2 separate regions of the Homo sapiens genome follow, and region 1 is linked to region 2. A link is a loop called in an ENCODE intact Hi-C map of the cell type or tissue named here. Cell type or tissue: Calu3. All regions are shown on one strand. Links, peaks and the distances in the headings refer to the core of each region. The heading gives the core; the rest is flanking DNA. Region 1 has its middle 63 kb from the start of PPP3CA-DT. Region 2 has its middle 10 kb from the start of PPP3CA-DT.

Region 1 (9,129 bases), core at 598-8,597, 53 kb before region 2:
AAGATGGGGCAATTTATAAAGGAAAGAGATTTAACTGACACATAGTTCCACATGGCTGAGTAGGCCTCAGAAAACTTCCAGTCATGGCAGAAGGTGAAGGGGAAGCAAGGTGTGTCTTACATGGTGGCAGGAGAGAGAGAGAGAGAGAGAGAGAGAGCAAGCAAGAGAGCGAGCGAAGAAGGAAGTGCCACACTTTTAAATCACCTATCATGAGAACAGCATCGGGAAAACCACCCCAATGACCCAATCACCTCCCACCAGGTCCCTCTCTCAACAAGTGCGGATTACAATTAGAGATGAGATTTGGGTGGGAGCACAGAGCCAAACCATATCAATAGGAGACCTAAAACAAATGAAATTTTTTTTGAATTCTCATTTTTATGATTTTTATGCTTGGCATTTGCTAAACACTGAGGAATTTCTTGCCTTACCCTTCCCTACTTCCTTCCTTCCTTCCTTCCTTCCCTCCTTCCTCCCTCCCTCCTTCCCTCCCTGCTTTCCTTCTTCCCTCCCTCCCTTCCTTCCTTCCTTTCTTCCTTCCTTTTTTCTCTCTTTCTTTTTTTGTTTATATTTCATACAAGGTGAATTGAGTCCCAAATAGTTAATTACCCAACATCATTTATATTGAATAATCATTCCTTTTCCTATTGAAATGTGATGCATTGTCACATTTAAGTTAATTTGCATGCTGGAAAATTAGTTCTTAGTTGTTATTTGAAGGGAGTGTGAACTGATATCAGATATTGTTTTTAGTAAAGCACAACAGGAAATACACGCATGACAAATAATGAGAAAACCAAAAATCAAGCCATGGTAGAGCAATATCATCTCAATTTCAATATGTGTCTTGGCTTCCACTTAGGGTTCTAACCAGTTGTTTACAGGGTTTCCTTCTTTTGTTCACTGCCTTAAAGATAATGTTTTCACAGAGACCAGTAAAAAAAAAAAAAAACTCCTATTGCTTTTGGCAAACATTGAGAGTTGCATGTTTCCCAGAGTGTGGGTAAAATGGGCACTCTTGTTTAAAAATCCCACTGTATCATTGCACAAAGTACATATTTTTATTGTCTGGCCTCACTTTTTAAGTTCTTTGTCATTTGGTCTGCCAAACACTAGGCTTTTCTCAGTCTATCATAATTAAAATCTTCCCACCCACCTTAATGCCCCAAAATATATCAGGACTGCATTATGGAGTCTAAGAGAGAGTAAAATAACCTCTTGGCATTTGCTTTGCTAAAGTCAAGTTCTGTTTACAAAATGTTATTGTTTACAAATGTAAACATCTTATAAGTAGCTGTCAAGAATTCTTTAATATTACTGTAGCTCCCTTATCAAAGCATCTCAACTGCAATGCTAGTAGAAAGTATCACTACAAAATCTAATTTCTAAGGCAATGACAATTATTCAGCATTTTTTCAGTTAATAAAAGTAATAACTGTAATTATCTTTAAAACACTGAGCCTCAGTTGTTACAATGGTAAAACTAAGGAGAAATGTCAAACTTTCAGATGATTAACCAAAGTAATAACCAATTTTCAGAAGAAATGAATGTCAGAGTAAGAAAGTATTTTTTCAACTTGTTTTTTCCAAGAACTCACATCTTATAAATTTTGAAATGGAGAACACTGTTATTAAAGGAGACAAATATCACATGTATAATTCAAAGTCAATGATATTTTCCAAATGCACTTAGCAGTTGCATCTGAGACTTTTTTTTTTCTAATTTCCAATAACTCTGGCACTATAGAGATTTGTAAACACTCATTTTGGGATTTGTGGAAATTACATTCAGATACTTCATTCCGGATCTCTTGTTCATTTCTTTCCTTTTTGTATAATCATACTAATAATAACAATATCATGCCTTTTTTTTCTTTAGACAGAGTCTCATTCTGTCGCCAGGCTGGAGTGCAGTGGCACGATCTCGGCTCACTGCAACCTCTGCCTCCTGAGTTCAAGTGATTCTCCTCCCTCAGCCTCCTGAGTAGCTGGGACTACAGAGGCGCAACCATGCCCAGCTAATTTTTGTATTTTTAGTAGAGACGGGGTTTCACCCTGTGTGCATGTGTTCTCATTGTCCAACTCCCACTTATGCGTGAGAACATGAGGTGTTTGGTTTTTCTGTTCTTGTGTTAGTTGCTGAGAATGATGGTTTCCAGCTTCATCCATATCCCTGCAAAGGACATGAACTCATCCTTTTTTATGGCTGCATTGTATTCCATGGTGTATATGTGCCACATTTTCTTTATCCATTCTATCATTGATGGGCATTTGGGTTGGTTCCAAGTCTTTGCTATTGTGAATAGTGCTGCAATAAACATGTGTGTGCATGTGGTTTTATAGTAGAATGATTTATAATACTTTGCATATATACCCAGTAATGAGATTGCTGGGTCAAAAGGTATTTCTAGTTCTAGATCCTTGAGGAATCACCACACTGTCTTCCACAATGGTTGAACTAATTTACACTCCCACCAACAGTGGGATAGCCTTCCTATTTCTCCACAGCCTCTCTAGCATCTGTTGTTTCTCGACTTTTTAATGATCATTATTCTAACCGGCGTGAGATGATATCTCATTGTGTTTTTGATTTGCATTTCTTTAATGACCAGTGATGATGAGCATTTTTTCATATGTTTGTTGGCTGCATAAATGTCTTCTTTTGAGGAGTGTCTGCACTTCGCCTCATGCACCTGCACCTGATACCAGAATATTTTATCCAGATATTATATATTAAATTAATCTCAAAGTATTGACACTTTTAGGTAAAGGGAGAAATAGTTTACAAATTACATTCTCCTTACCAGCTTCACATTATATATTATTACATTTGAAAAAAAATCTGTTAAAATTATTGCACTTAAACTGAGGCCAGAGAGGCAAAATGACCTCCCCAGTGCTATAGAACTAGTAATGTAAAAGCCCAGTTGAGAACTGTACAGAGTCTGCCCTTGTTTTCTCCTTAAAAGTTGGAAATATTTGCCTCTTTTTGAGCTAATGAACTTCCTGAAAGGAGAAAGAAAACAAAATAGGAAAGGCTTCAGGTGAAAGGTAAGGAAAAAATCAGGGGAAATACAAAGCTAGGTGAAAAATAAGTGTTAAAAACTAAGCAGGATTCCTATTAATTGAACCAAAAGAATGAATAAACAGAAAAACATGGCAATTTACATGGCAAAATTTTGTATAGGAGCTATTATGTTAAGATGACCCAGATTATCTTCAATTTATAGAATACCTGTGGGTTTTAAAAACTTCTCTTACCTAATACAAACTCTCAAATGCCATTCATGAAAGCATTTTGCTCCTCACCAGGTTCTTCCTTCTTTCATTATTTTTTTTTCCTTGTTTCTCCTCCATTTTCGGGCTGAGGAGAATCTTCAGATTTTCAGTATTTCCTCCTTTTGTAATAACTTGAAGCTGGGTGTGTCTTCCCTATGTAAACAAATATATTTACCTTCTGACACATCCCACCTTCGTAAGTTAAACTCATCCTATTTACCAAAGCCCTAAAATTCTGCCTAATTCTCCATGACATACTGTTAGTCACAGGTCAAAATTTCCCTCCATTTTCTATATTATGTCATTGTCTGTGGGAAAATTATACAACTGGTAAGGAAAAGTATAAAGGATTTAAAAACAGGTGGAATTATTTTTTTATCAGAAAAACAGGCCAAAATGGACCAGAAAAAGAAGAAATATGAATAAAATGAGGGAAAATAAAGATTATGGCACAAGGAGAAATTACATTTTAATGTGTATATTCGCCAAAAGATAATTTTTTAAACCAAATCTCCACTCTTAACTAAATTATTTTCTAGAAAAGCTTGCAAAAGTGATTTGAGTATAGAAAACTTTCAAGATGGTGAAGCAAGGCCGCAATGTGACTTGACATGAGAGTTAAAAATATATTGTCTAGGGGGAGGAGCCAAGATGGCTGAATAGGAACAGCTCCGGTCTACAGCTCCCAGCCTGAGCGATGCAGAAGGCGGGTGATTTCTGCATTTCCATCTGAGGTACCGGGTTCATCTCACTAGGAAGTGCCAGACAGTGGGCGCAGGTCAGTGGGTGCGCGCACCATGCATGAGCCGAAGCAGGGCGAGGCATTGCCTCACTTGGGAAGCACAAGGGGTCAGGGAGTTCCCTTTCCTAGTCAAAGAAAGGGGTGATGACGCACCTGGAAAATCGGGTCACTCCCACCCGAATACTGCGCTTTTCCGACTGGCTTAAAAAACGGCACACCGCGAGATTATATCCCGCACCTGGATCGGAGGGTCCTACGCCCACGGAGTCTCGCTGATTGCTAGCACAGCAGTCTGAGATCAAACTGCAAGGCGGCAGCGAGGCTAGGGGAGGGGCGCCCGCCATTGCCCAGGCTTGCTTAGGTAAACAAAGCAGCCAGGAAGCTCGAACTGGGTGGAGCCCACCACAGCTCAAGGAGGCCTGCCTGCCTCTGTAGGCTCCACCTCTGGGGGCAGGGCACAGACAAACAAAAAGACAGCAGTAACCTCTGCAGACTTAAATGTCCCTGTCTGACAGCTTTGAAGAGAGCAGTGGTTCTCCCAGCACGCAGCTGGAGATCTGAGAACGGGCAGACTGCCTCCTCAAGTGGGTCCCTGACCCCTGACCCACGAGCAGCCTAACTGGGAGGCACCCCCCAGCAGGGGCACACTGACATCTCACACGGCAGGGTATTCCAACAGACCTGCAGCTGAGGGTCCTGTCTGTTAGAAGGAAAACTAACAACCAGAAAGGACATCCACACCAAAAACCCATCTCTACATCACCATCATCAAAGACCAAAAGTAGATAAAACCACAAAGATGGGGTAAAAAACAGAACAGAAAAACTGGAAACTCTAAAAAGCAGAGCGCCTCTCCTCCTCCAAAGGAACGCAGTTCCTCACCAGCAACGGAACAAAGCTGGATGGAGAATGACTTTGACGAGCTGAGAGAAGAAGGCTTCAGACGATCAAATTACTCTGAGCTACGGGAGGACATTCAAACCAAAGGCAAAGAAGTTGAAAACTTTGAAAAAAATTTAGAAGAATGTATAACTAGAATAACCAATACAGAGAAGGGCTTAAAGGAGCTGATGGAGCTGAAAACCAAGGCTCGAGAACTACGTGAAGAATGCAGAAGCCTCAGGGGCCGATGCAATCAACTGGAAGAAAGGGTATCAGCAATGGAAGATGAAATGAATGAAATGAAGCGAGATGGGAAGTTTAGAGAAAAAAACAATAAAAAGAAATGAGCAAAACCTCCAAGAAATATGGGACTATGTGAAAAGACCAAATCTACGTCTGATTGGTGTGCCTGAAAGTGATGGGGAGAATGGAACCAAGTTGGAAAACACTCTGCAGGATATTATCCAGGAGAACTTCCCCAATCTAGCAAGGCAGGCCAACGTTCAGATTCAGGAAATACAGAGAACGCCACAAAGATACTCCTCGAGAAGAGCAACTCCAAGACATATAATTGTCAGATTCACCAAAGTTGAAATGAAGGAAAAAATGTTAAGGGCAGCCACAGAGAAAGGTCGGGTTACCCTCAAAGGGAAGCCCATCAGACTAACAGCGGATCTCTCGGCAGAAACCCTACAAGCCAGAAGACAGTGGGGGCCAATATTCAACATTCTTAAAGAAAAGAATTTTCAACTCAGAATTTCATATCCAGCCAAACGAAACTTCATAAGCGAAGGAGAAATAAAATACTTTACAGACAAGCAAATGCTGAGAGATTTTGTCACCACCAGGCCTGCCCTAAAAGAGCTCCTGAAGGAAGCACTAAACATGGAAAGGAACAACCGGTACCAGCCACTGCAAAATCATGCCAAAATGTAAAGACCATCGAGACTAGGAAGAAACTGCATCAACTAACGAGCAAAATCACCAGCTAACATCATAATGACAGGATCAAATTCACACATAACAATATTAACCTTAAATGTAAATGGACTAAATGTTCCAATTAAAAGACACAGACTGGCAAACTGGATAAAGAGTCAAGACCCATCAGGGTGCTATATTCAGGAAATGCATCTAATGTGCAGAGACACACATAGGCTCCAAATAAAAGGATGGAGCAAGAGCTACCAAGCAAATGGAAAACAAAAAAAGGCAGGGGTTGCAATCCTAGTCTATGATTAAACAGACTTTAAGCCAACAAAGATCAAAAGAGACAAAGAAGGCCATTACATAATGGTAAAGGGATCAATTCAACAAGAAGAGCTAACTATCCTAAATATATATGCACCCAATACAGGAGCACCCAGATTCATAAAGCAAGTCCTGAGTGACCTACAAAGAGACTTAGACTCCCACACATTAATAATGGGAGACTTTAACACCCCACTGTGAACATTAGACAGATCAACGAGACAGAAAGTCAACAAGGATACCCAGGAATTGAACTCAGCTCTGCACCAAGAGGACCTAATAGACATGTACAGAACTCTCCACCCCAAATCAACAGAATATACATTTTTTTCAGCACCACACCACACCTATTCCAAAATTGACCACATACTTGGAAGTAAAGCTCTCCTCAGCAAATGTAAAAGAACAGAGATTATAACAAACTATCTCGCAGACCACAGTGCAATCAAACTAGAACTCAGGATTAAGAATCTCACTCAAAACCGCTCAACTTCATGGAAACTGAACAACCTGCTCCTGAATGACTACTGGGTACATAACGAAATGAAGGCAGAAATAAAGATGTTCTTTGAAACCAACAAGAACAAAGACACAACATACCAGAATCTCTGGGACACATTCAAAGCAGTGTGTAGAGGGAAATTTGTAGCACTAAATGCCCACAAGAGGAAGCAGGAAAGATCCAAAATTGACACCCTAACATCACAATTAAAAGAACTAGAAAAGCAAGAGCAAACACATTCAAAAGCTAGCAGAAGGCAAGAAATAATTAAAATCAGGGCAGAACTGAAGGAAATAGAGACACAAAAAACCCTTCAAAAAATTAATGAATCCAGGAGCTGGTGTTTTGAAAGGATCAACAAAATTGATAGACCGCTAGCAAGACTAATAAAGAAAAAAAGAGAGAAGAATCAAATAGACGCAATAAAAAATGATAAAGGGGATATCACCACCAATCCCACAGAAATACAAACTACCATCAGAGAATACTACAAACACCTCTATGCAAATAAACTAGAAAACCTACAAGAAATGGATACATTCCTCGACACATACACTCTCCCAAGACTAAACCAGGAAGAAATTGAATCTCTGAATAGACCAATAACAGGATCTGAAATTGTGGCAATAATCAATAGCTTACCAACCAAAAAGAGTCCAGGACCAGATGGAGTCACAGCCGAATTCTACCAGAGGTACAAGGAGGAACTGGTACCATTCCTTCTGAAACTATTCCAATCAATAGAAAAAGAGAGAATCCTCCCTAACTCATTTTATGAGGCCAGCATCATTCTGATACCAAAGCCTGGCAGAGACACAACTAAAAAAGAGAATTTTAGACCAATATCCTTGATGAACATTGATGCAAAAATCCTCAATAAAATACTGGCAAAACGAATCCAGCAGCACATCAAAAAGCTTATCCACCATGATCAAGTGAGCTTCATCCCTGGGATGCGAGGCTGGTTCAGTATACGCAGATCAATAAATTTAATCCAGCATATAAACAGAGCCAAAGACAAAAACCACATGATTATCTCAATAGATGCAGAAAAAGCCTTTGACAAAATTCAACAACGCTTCATGCTAAAAACTCTCAATAAATTAGATATTGATGGGACGTATCTCAAAATAATAAGAGCTATATATGAAAAACCCACAGCCAATATCATACTGAATCGGCAAAAACTGGAAGCATTCCCTTTGAAAACTGGCACAAGACAGGGATGCCCTCTCTCACCATTCCTATTCAACATAGTGTTGGAAGTTCTGGCCAGGGCAATTAGGCAGGAGAAGGAAATAAAGGGTATTCAATTAGGAAAAGAGGAAGTCAAATTTCCCTGTTTGCAGATGACATGATTTTATATCTAGAAAACCCCATTGTCTCAGCCCAAAATCTCCTTAAGCTGATAAGCAACTTCAGCAAAGTCTGAGGATACAAAATCAATGTACAAAAATCACAAGCATTTTTATACACCAACAACAGACAAACAGAGAGCCAAATCATGAGTGAACTCCCATTCACAATTGCTTCAAAGAGAAAAAAATACCTAGGAATCCAACTTACAAGGGATGTGAAGGACCTCTTCAAGGAGAACTACAAACCACTCCTCAAGGAAATAAAAGAGGATACAAACAAATGGAAGAAAATTCCATGCTCATGGGTAGGAAGAATCAATATCGTGAAAATGGCCATACTGCCCAAGGTAATTTACAGATTCAATGCCATCCCCATCAAGCTACCAATGCCTTTCTTCACAGAATAGGAAAAAACTACTTTAAAGTTCATATGGAACCAAAAAAGAGCCCGCATCGCCAAGTCAATCCTAAGCCAAAAGAACAAAGCTGGAGGCATCACACTACCTGACTTCAAACTATACTACAGGGCTACAGTAACCAAAACAGCATGGTACTGGTACCAAAACAGAGATATAGATCAATGGAACAGAACAGAGCCCTCAGAAATAACGCCGCATATCTACAACTATCTGATCTTTGACAAACCTGAGAAAAACAAGCAATGGGGAAAGGATTCCCTATTTAATAAATGGTGCTGGGAAAACTGGCTAGCCATATGTAGAAAGCTGAAACTGGATCCCTTCCTTACACCTTATACAAAAATCAATTCAAGATGGATTAAAGACTTAAACGTTAGACCTAAAACCATAAAAACCCTAGAAGAAAACCTAGGCATTACCATTCAGGACATAGGCATGGGCAAGGACTTCATGTCTAAAACACCAAAAGCAATGGCAACAAAAGACAAAATTGACAAATGGGATCTAATTAAACTAAAGAGCTTCTGCACAGCAAAAGAAACTACCATCAGAGTGAACAGGCAACCTACAAAATGGGAGAAAATTTTCGCAACCTACTCATCTGACAAAGGGCTAATATCCAGAATCTACAATGAACTCAAACAAATTTACAAGAAAAAACAAACAACCCCATCGAAAAGTGGGCGAAGGACATGA
Region 2 (9,129 bases), core at 475-8,474:
AGTCCTGAGAGGTACCCTTAGGAAATAGGGAGGGTAATAGGTAATTGGTAGGGGTCTTAAGTGGAGGAGTGGGTGATTCCAAGCTGCTGGTAATGTCTTTCTTTCTTATTTATTTGTTTATTTTCTTAAGGTAGAGTCTCCTTCTGTCACCCAGGCTGGAGTGCAGTGGTGCCATCTCAGCTCACTGCAACTTCTATTTCCCAGGTTCAAGCTATTCCCCTGCCTCAGCGTCCCGAGTAGCTGAGATTACAGGTGTATGTCCCCACACCTGGCTGATTTGTGTGTTTTTAGTAGAGATGGGGTTTCTGTATTGTCTAATATATTCTCTACATTATTTTAACTGGTCTATTCATAGGTAAAAGAGAAAAGGAAGGAAAATGAATATTTGGGAGCATATACGCTATGTAAAGCACAATGATATATGATTTCCATGTGTTTTTAATCCTCAGAAATGTACCATGGGTAGTTAATATTATTCACATTTTTTAGTTTAAGAAATTGAGACTTTTATATATTAAATAACTTGCCTAAAGTCATATCCTCAAAGGATACATATCCAAGGAAATAGCTAGTAAATGTCATTCAGATTTCACGTTACGTTGTTTAGCTCCATAAACTATATGAATTGTACATGAACCTGTGTAGCATGGGAAGAATGTGTATCATACTGTCAGAAGACCCGACCTTATGCCATAGCTGCATCATCTACTGTCTATAGAACCCTAGCACAAGATACTTAAATCTTCTGAGCTTTGGTTACTTTATTTCTCTTTCTTCTTTTTCTTTTCTTTTCCTTTTTTTTTTTTTTTTTTTTTTTTTTTTTGAGACAGAGTTTCGCTTTTTTTTGCCCAGGCTGGAGTGCAATGGCGCGATCTCAGCTCACCACAACCTCCGCCTCCCAGGTTCAAGTGATTCTCCTGCCTCGGCCTCCCGAGTAGCTGGGATTACAGGCATGCCCCACCACACCCGGCTAATTTTTTGTATTTTTAGTAGGGCCGGGGTTTCTCCATGTTGGTCAGACTGACCTTGAACTCCCGACCTCAGGCAGTCTGCCCCCCTTGGCCTCCCAAAGTGCTGGGATTACAGGCGTGAGCCACTGCACCCAGCCTGGTTACTTTATTTCTAAATAAACAACTGGAGACATTTTTGATGCTCCTCCCAGATTCCCTTTACCATCTAGATTATCCATCTCCCATTTCCCCTAAGTATTGATGACAACGTCCCTTTTCTCTATGGAATTGCCCCCAGAGTATTGGTCAAACAGGAACTTCCACCTGCCCTCAGAGACAGGGGTACGGAAAGCCAGCCTCTTGCATGGAGGGGATACAACTCTGTGGTGCAGTTTGTGCACAAAGCTTGTCTGTGGGATTAGATTGAAGCTAGTGACCAGCTGAAACCACTCACTTGTTTGTCTTCTAGTTCTTGTCCTGTCTGGCTTCTCTCACACCCCCTTCTTCTGAGGATACTCCCTCAATAAATCATTTGAAAAGAATTTGTATCTCAGGCTTTTAGATACAGGCAAAAAAATGTACTCAAAGTTCATGAGAATAAAATGAAATAACACATGAAATATTTTATTAGCTATAGAGTACTATAAAAATTTGATATTAGCATTATGCAAATTTATAAAACAAGTAAAATTAATTACCCCTAGAATATCAAAAAAGAACATCTTTTGGGTACCTAATATACTTGTGTTATGTCTTCTCTTTCACCTGTCACAACTAGAAACTAGCAAATGCTTGAGATCTGGGGCACTAGGCTAATCGGCCAAAGTGTGTGGTCCTAGGTCATGAGACATTCAAGAGTCTGAAAAGAAAAGAAATGGGTTTGCCCAGCATGTCTTGGTCATAGTGGTTAAGTCTGGGTGAATATGTTTTGCTGATCTAGAGATATCCAATGTTTTTGCTTGAGTGCCTCCAAAATAGTTTTTTACAGTATATTTTTCAGTTGTTAGCTAAAGTTTTATATTGATGATTTAATAGTTAAACATAATTGTAATTTCCAGCAAATTGTGTATTGCACTTATCTGTTAAATATTTTTCATCAAAACAGTAGAGCAGCACGTTTAACTTAATTAATTTAGAGAAAATGTCTGCCAAAGAACTTCACTGGCAAAGCCAGTTCTTAATTGTGAAGCAATAACTAAAGTGGAATTTTCTGTGAGGAAAAAGAAAACTGTGATTTTGTTTTTCAATTTCAATAAATATGTAAATATGTATCCCCACTATCATCTCACTTCCAAATTCTAACATACATAAGTAACACATGGTTTTCAGGAGATAGATCAAGTCACAGGGGCCTACCCATCAGTCTTTCAGTCTTTCAACCTAGATTAGGAAAGGCACTTTCTGCTTCAATATTTCATACATTGATGCCTTCCTGAATGCATCTTATGATGCTCCATTATTATCAATTCTCAAATTGTTTATTTGTATGAGACCCCAGAGGGTTTCACATCCTGGAATAATGCTCCATAGTAATTTCAAAAGAGGGAAAGAAAAATAAAGTTTCTGTAAAGAGAGATATGGGGAAAAAAAAGAGGCAGTACCTTCTAGAAAGCCTTCTTATATCCCAGGGCTATGCTTGTCACCACTATAGCCTCTGGGCCACCCCTCATTCTGCAAGACCTCTGGAGAGAAGGTGATTGCACAGATCTAGACCCAGGATTTGTCCTAGTTAGAGTTTACAGCTGAGAAACTGTGTTACTCTTAGTTTCCCTTATTATTTTTAAGTCTAATTATAGGTTCACAGCAAAATTGAGAGAAAGGTATGAAGATATTTCATATACCCACTGCCCCCACACATGGATAGCCTCCCCCACTGTCAATGTCCCCCACCACGGTGGTACAGTGCTACAACTGATAAGCTACATTGATACATCATTATTACCCAAAGGCCATAGTTTACATGAGGGTTCACTCTTGGTGTTGTACATTCTGTGAGTATGGACAAATGTAGAATGACATGTACCCACTGTTATAGTATTACACAGGGTAGTTTCACTGCCCTAAAAATTCTCTCTGCTCCACCTATTTATCTCTTCCTTCCCGCTGACCTCTGACAATCACTGATCTTTTTACTGTCTCCATACTTTTGCCTTCTCTAGAATGTCACATAGTTGGAATCATACACTATGTAGCCTTTTCAGGTTGGCTTCTTTCACTTAGTAATATGCATTTAAGTTTCCTTCATGTTTCTTTATTGCTTGATAGGTCATTTCTTTTTAGTGCTGAATAACAGTCCATTGCCTGAATGTACCACAGTTTATTTATCCATTCACCTACTGAAAAACATCTTGGTTGGTTCCAAGTTTTAGCAATTATGAATACATTTCTTTATTACTTACTACCCTTCGGTTGTACATAACTGAAATTCAACCGAACTCCAGCATAAAATGCTAATGAATTATAAGAATGTTGTGGGGGTCTCATGGACCCCAAGGGCTGTCATGTAGCTGGGTCGTGGGAACACAGTGGGATCAGGAAATGGAATACCAGCCGTCTTCCTTCTTTCATCTTTGCTTGCTCTTTTCTGCATGACTGATTCATTTTTTTTTTTCTGTAGAACCACCTTCTCTTCTTTCCTAATCCATATGGTAGAATAACACGGCTGCTGAAAGCTTCTTAGTATCAGTTTGACCTGTTTTCCAGAGAAAAGACTGAATTCAGTTTTCCAAAGAAAGAAATATCATGGGAAAAGAAGGCAACATGTATCCAGTCTTGATCTATGGTACTATAACCTTTAGATGGGGTCATGTAGAATCATGTGGATAAGTCATCTTTGAAATGAGGCTTCTGAGCAGACAAAATATCCAACATACACCTAATGCCTTCCCAGCCTGGGCAGAGGGGTACTGCAAATATCTGGGACAGATCTCAGTTCTGAGTTGACTCAATATACTTCCTGTTTTAGGAATATTTTCATTTTACCTATCAAGGAATTAAATGCTATATTCCGTGAGTTAAGAATTTCGGGCAATGGAGGGTACATCATTTGGGGATTAGAAACAGGGAAGGAATCTGCCCAGGAAATTCATCATCCTTATTCTTAGGATGGTAAATTCATTGTGGATGTGGGAGAAGGAGAGTAATCTGAAGTGAGATAAGAAGAGATTATTGTTTTTTCCCCACTGCATCTTTAAGTCGGTGATCTGGTCATTTTCCTTGCACCATCCCTCTATATCCAAGTGGCTATCAATTCTGACTAGCACATGCTCTCAGTGCCTCAACCCTGAGCCTGTCCCAAACTTTTCCATTTCCACAGCAGCTCCCTCTGTGCTTGTATCTGCATCTTTGTCAGACCACTGTCCTCAGGCTTCCTTGGCCTTTGCCCAAACGTGGAGAGAGCAGGAAGTGCCTAGGAATTCGTATCTCTCCGAGGCAGTCTGATCACACAAGCCTGGTGGTACAAATACTCAGCTCCCTGCTCCCTGATGGGAACAGCTCAGAGGTGTGACTTATAAGTCTCCAGAGGACCCCCACAGGATTGGGCCAAAGTTAACCATCTTTGCTTGACATATCACCCTTGCTTGGCTTTCTTCCCTTCCCTGTCACTTTTCCTGCTTCCCCCCTGGTTTTTCCTTGGAACACTTTTTAATAAATCACCTTTATATGAATATTTATCTCAGGGTCCGCATCTAGGTACTCCAACCTTAGATAGCTGACTATGCATTACAATTACACGGGAGGTAGGTAGTATATATTTAGCAGAACAGAAATTCTTAGGTCATGAATGAGGAACAAAAAGTAAATTTTTACCCAAAAAATTTTAATTAAAAACTTTAATTTTTAGTAATATGTTTTGTGTGTGTGTGTGTGTGCGCGTATGTTCCACAGTAATTCCAGGACTAACTGTGGCATGTGAAACAGATAAGACAAATGTCCTAGTCACTGGGTTGTAATGAGTAGCATATGGGTCCCACAGGATTAGATGGGTTATTTAGATACGCTGATTGGCATTATTACCCTTTATAAATGTTTGATCTCTAATTTCAGACATGTGGGAGAATCACATAACTCTGCCTCCCTTGAAATTAGGTTTAGCCAAATGATGAATTCAGCCTATGGAATGTGAGTGTGGTCATTCATGAGTATCACTTCCAGGCAGAAGCATTTGATTGCTAGGGCTTAGACCTTCAGCCCTCTCCAGCCCTGTTGGGTGACTGTGGAACCAGGTGTTAATATTTGTGCTATCTGATTGTAGGAGGCTGGAATGCTGAGTCAGCCTGGAGGGCTGCCCAGACCTGCAGAGAAATTCAAACTTTTGTTAAGCTACCAAGATTTTCCATTTTTACTGCAGCATAGCCTATAACCTGCCTGATGATGACATGGCAATAGGCATGGAGAATATTCAGTCAATAGCTCAAAAATTCCCCAAGACTGCCTAGTCAGAGTCTATCTATCCCTCTTTCCATCCATACTAATTTTTCTCCTTTAATTTTTTTGTACTGAGTGTGCTATAGAAACAATGGTATGGGCAAGGATGAAGGTAGAATATGGTCATTGTCTGCTGAAGAAGAGCATTGCCATAAGCACCAGAATCAGTAGGTGAAAACTTACAGAGGGCGTAAAGTAACAATCTTAGTGGCTCTTTTTAGGGGTCTTTGGTTGTAAGGAACATAACACTCAAACTAGCTGTAGAAAATAGGGTTTATTGTAAGGGTATTGAGGGGTTTATATATCCAGAAAAAAATTAAACAATGATGCCTTGGAAGGACAAAAAGAACACAGATTTTGAAATGTCTCTTTCTGCTCTCTCCGCCCCTGTTGAATCTGACCTATTACCCCTCTACCCAGAATGGCTTCATCTGTTTACATGCCTTGCACATGAATCATGTGCTAGTGGCTACGTTAACCCCAGCCTGCATTTCCCTTTATTCAAACAATAACCGTACACTTTCCTTTGAATTTTAAGGGCAAGCCCTTCACAGAAGGCATCTGATTAATCTAGCTTACTTGTGCAAATTAGATTAGGGAAGTTAAAGGTTACCAGCCCATAGGTACCCCCTAGTCAGATGTTCATCCACCCTAGTCCAATCCCCTGTAATGGCAGTAATTAAACCTGTGACCTGATGATCACTTGGCAGGTGAGGCTACTGAGGCATTTTACCTACAGCAGGGATATGGGCAGGACGGGCACCCTAAAGCATATTAACACAATTTCTAAGACAGACTAGATTTCTTTGGGCTGGGCACAGGTAACACCCTGAAATAGAGAGGGAAACTCTTTTGAGGACTGCTCCTAAACAACCATAACCCAAACCGTATCCACTTCCTCTCTGAAAATTGCTGCTATCTGTCCTAACTTATCACCAGGGAATAGCTTAGATGTTGCAAGCAAACAATAGAACCCTTTGTGTATTTGGAGAAGGAAGAAATATGAGTAATACTGTGTCTTCCCTTGGATCTATATAAGTAATTATTCTTACAGTACGGATGTGTGAGAGACACACCTCGTGCTAAAAACTAAACTCCTGAATTCCATCTGTCATCCTCAAGGCCTGAGTCCACTCTCTACGAAAGTTGACTCTGTAACTTTAAAAAATCTAAATGTGAAATTTTAGTTTTTCCTAAAAATATTTGAAATGCTTATTTAAACTATTTAGAAGGTTAGAAAAACTAACCCAGACTAACATTGTAATCAAATATTTGTTTTTTTTCAACAAACATATATTAAGCACCTGGAATATGGTAGGCATGTTACAGGCGATGGAAATTCAATTGGGAACAAAACAAAGTCCCTGCTCTCAAGGTTCATATTATCTAAGTAGATGACAGAAGACCAACAAACAAATAAATCAAACACAGCACACATACAGATGCAACGTCAAGTAGTTATAAATACTGAAAAGGAACTGAAACCCTATAAAGAGGCAGAGAGTGATGAGGTGCTATTTTTGTTAGGTATACAAGTCTACCTTGTCAAGATCACAAATAATTTCTCTTTTTATTAAAATCAACAATCAAATTTCAGTTGTCATTTTACTTAACCTATCAGCATGGTTGACACAATTCATTTGCTTGACTGTGGGGACGTTACCTTTCAATCCCAGAAGCTGCTTCTTTCAGTTGGTTTTGCTGGAACCTCCTATTCTTCCTACCTTCTAACTGAAATAAAGCACTATTATGCCCACGATTTCCAATTTTATACACAAGACTTTCAAGTTCAGGCTTATATATCCGACTGCCCACATGCCATTTCCACTTCCATGTACAATATGCGCCTCAGAGTTAACATATCTAAAGCTAACTTTAGATCTTCTCCAGCAAATATGCTGTCCATTTCTAATGTTTTCTTTCTTAGTAAATGTTAACTCTTATCTTCCATTTGCTGAGACTCAAAATCTTGTAGTTCTTGATTCTTCTTTTTTATTTTTCTCACATCCTGTATCCAATCCATCAGCAAATTCTGTTAGTTCTACTTTTAAAATGCATTTTTGGTATTGGATGCTTTTCACCACTGTCTTCTAAACTATATAACCCAAACTACCTTACTTCTATTGGATTATGACAATAGTCCTTTAACTACATCTTCCCATATCTATTCATTCTTCCTTCCCTCCATTACATCCAGGGTCAGTTTTTACCAAAGAATGATTGTTTTCTTTAAACTTAAGTCCTATCATATCATTTCCTAACAAAATCCCTTTCATTTCACCCAGAATAAAATTCAGTCGTTCCTATGGTTAAGGCCCTACATAATCTGACTTTTCATGATCTCCCTAACCTTATCTTGTACCACTCTTTCGAGTTCATTCTGCTCCAACTACCCTGGCTTCCTTTCAGAGTTTGTAAACATGTCAACCAGACTCTTAACTCTGGACCTTTGCATATGCAGTTCCTTTTACTGGGAACTCTCTTCTTCCACATAGTGGCATAAATATCTTCATTATTTCATTTGAATCTCTGTTCAAATATCACCTTCTCAGAGAGGACTTCCCAGTCCAAGCTGTCTACAACAAGTACAGTGGTACTTTAGTATCTGTGGAGTTTGGTTCCAGGACTTCTTGAGGATACCCAAATCCACACACACTAAAATCCCTGATATAAAATGGTGTAGTATTTGCATGTAACCTTTGCACATCCCCCTGTATATTTAAAATCATCTCTATATTACTTATAATAGCTAACACAATGTAAATGCTATGTAAATAGTTTCTACACTGTCTTGTTAGGAAATAATGACAAGAAAAGAAAGTCTGCACATATTCAGTATACAAGTAGTTATCTTTTTTCCCGAAATATTTTTGATTCAAAGTTGGTCGAATCCATGAACGTAGAATCCACAGATACAGAGGGCTGACTATAGTACCCTTCTTCTCATCACTTCCCTCAATGTTCTTACCACTATGCATTGTTTGCACTTATTACTTAGTCTGCCTGACATGTTGTGTGTGTGTGTGTGTGTGTGTAACTGTTATTAATTGTTCTTTACTATTATCTGTCTCTCCTCACTAGAACATAAGTTTTATGAGGGCAGACACTTTGCTTTGCTTTTTTTCATATTATATTCCTAGTGCCTGATACGTATAGGTGTTCAATAAATACCCCCCCTTTTTTTTCTCCTGAGAGAGAGTCTCGCTCTGTTGTCCAGGCTGGAGTGCAATGATACTATCTCGGCTCACTGTGACCTCCACCTCCCAAGTTCAAGCGATTCTCCTGTCTCAGCCTCCCAAGTAGCTGGGACTACAGGCAGCTGCCACATGGTTGGCTAATTTTTATATTTTTAGTAGAGATGGGGTTTCACCATGTTGGCCAGGCTGGTCTCAAACTCCTGACCTCAGGTGATCCACTCACCTTGGCCTCCCAAAGTGCTGGGATTATAGGTGTGAGCCACCACACCCAGTCTCAGTAAATACCTTGTGAATATATGCCTTCCACTAGCCATGAACAGTAGTAAAAAAAAAAATCTCACTAATTGGAAGTAAATGGAAAGAAGGCTAGCCAATTCTTCTAAATGGTAGAATATTTACTTGCAATTTTTAATCAATAATTGGCAAAATCTGTTTCAAGTAAAAAATATGTCTTTGCCAACTTAGATGAGTGAAACTCGTTACTAATTCTTATATTGATTTTGTATATGCAAATGTGCTTTTAAAGGCTCTGACAAACTTTCTCCTAAATTGAT

The links. Hi-C counts contacts between places; a loop is a spot of excess contacts. Peaks named below come from ENCODE experiments on the same cell type or tissue, not always from the same donor. Only the 100,000 strongest peaks of a DNase experiment are listed, where the experiment ranks them.
Region 1: it touches region 2 in a loop (2.4-fold over the local background); 15 of 110 quality-filtered maps call a loop at or near these places.

The regions. Positions count from the first base shown.
Region 1 is chr4:101,406,482-101,415,610 of GRCh38, reverse strand. No RefSeq gene overlaps it. Among named protein-coding and RNA genes, the nearest start is that of PPP3CA-DT, 63 kb to the right of the region's middle. In Calu3, for the core only: no CTCF peak of the experiment used is centred there; a DNase peak (open chromatin) is centred at 4,090.
Region 2 is chr4:101,353,195-101,362,323 of GRCh38, reverse strand. No RefSeq gene overlaps it. Among named protein-coding and RNA genes, the nearest start is that of PPP3CA-DT, 10 kb to the right of the region's middle. In Calu3, for the core only: no CTCF peak of the experiment used is centred there; DNase peaks (open chromatin) are centred at 5,193 and 5,823.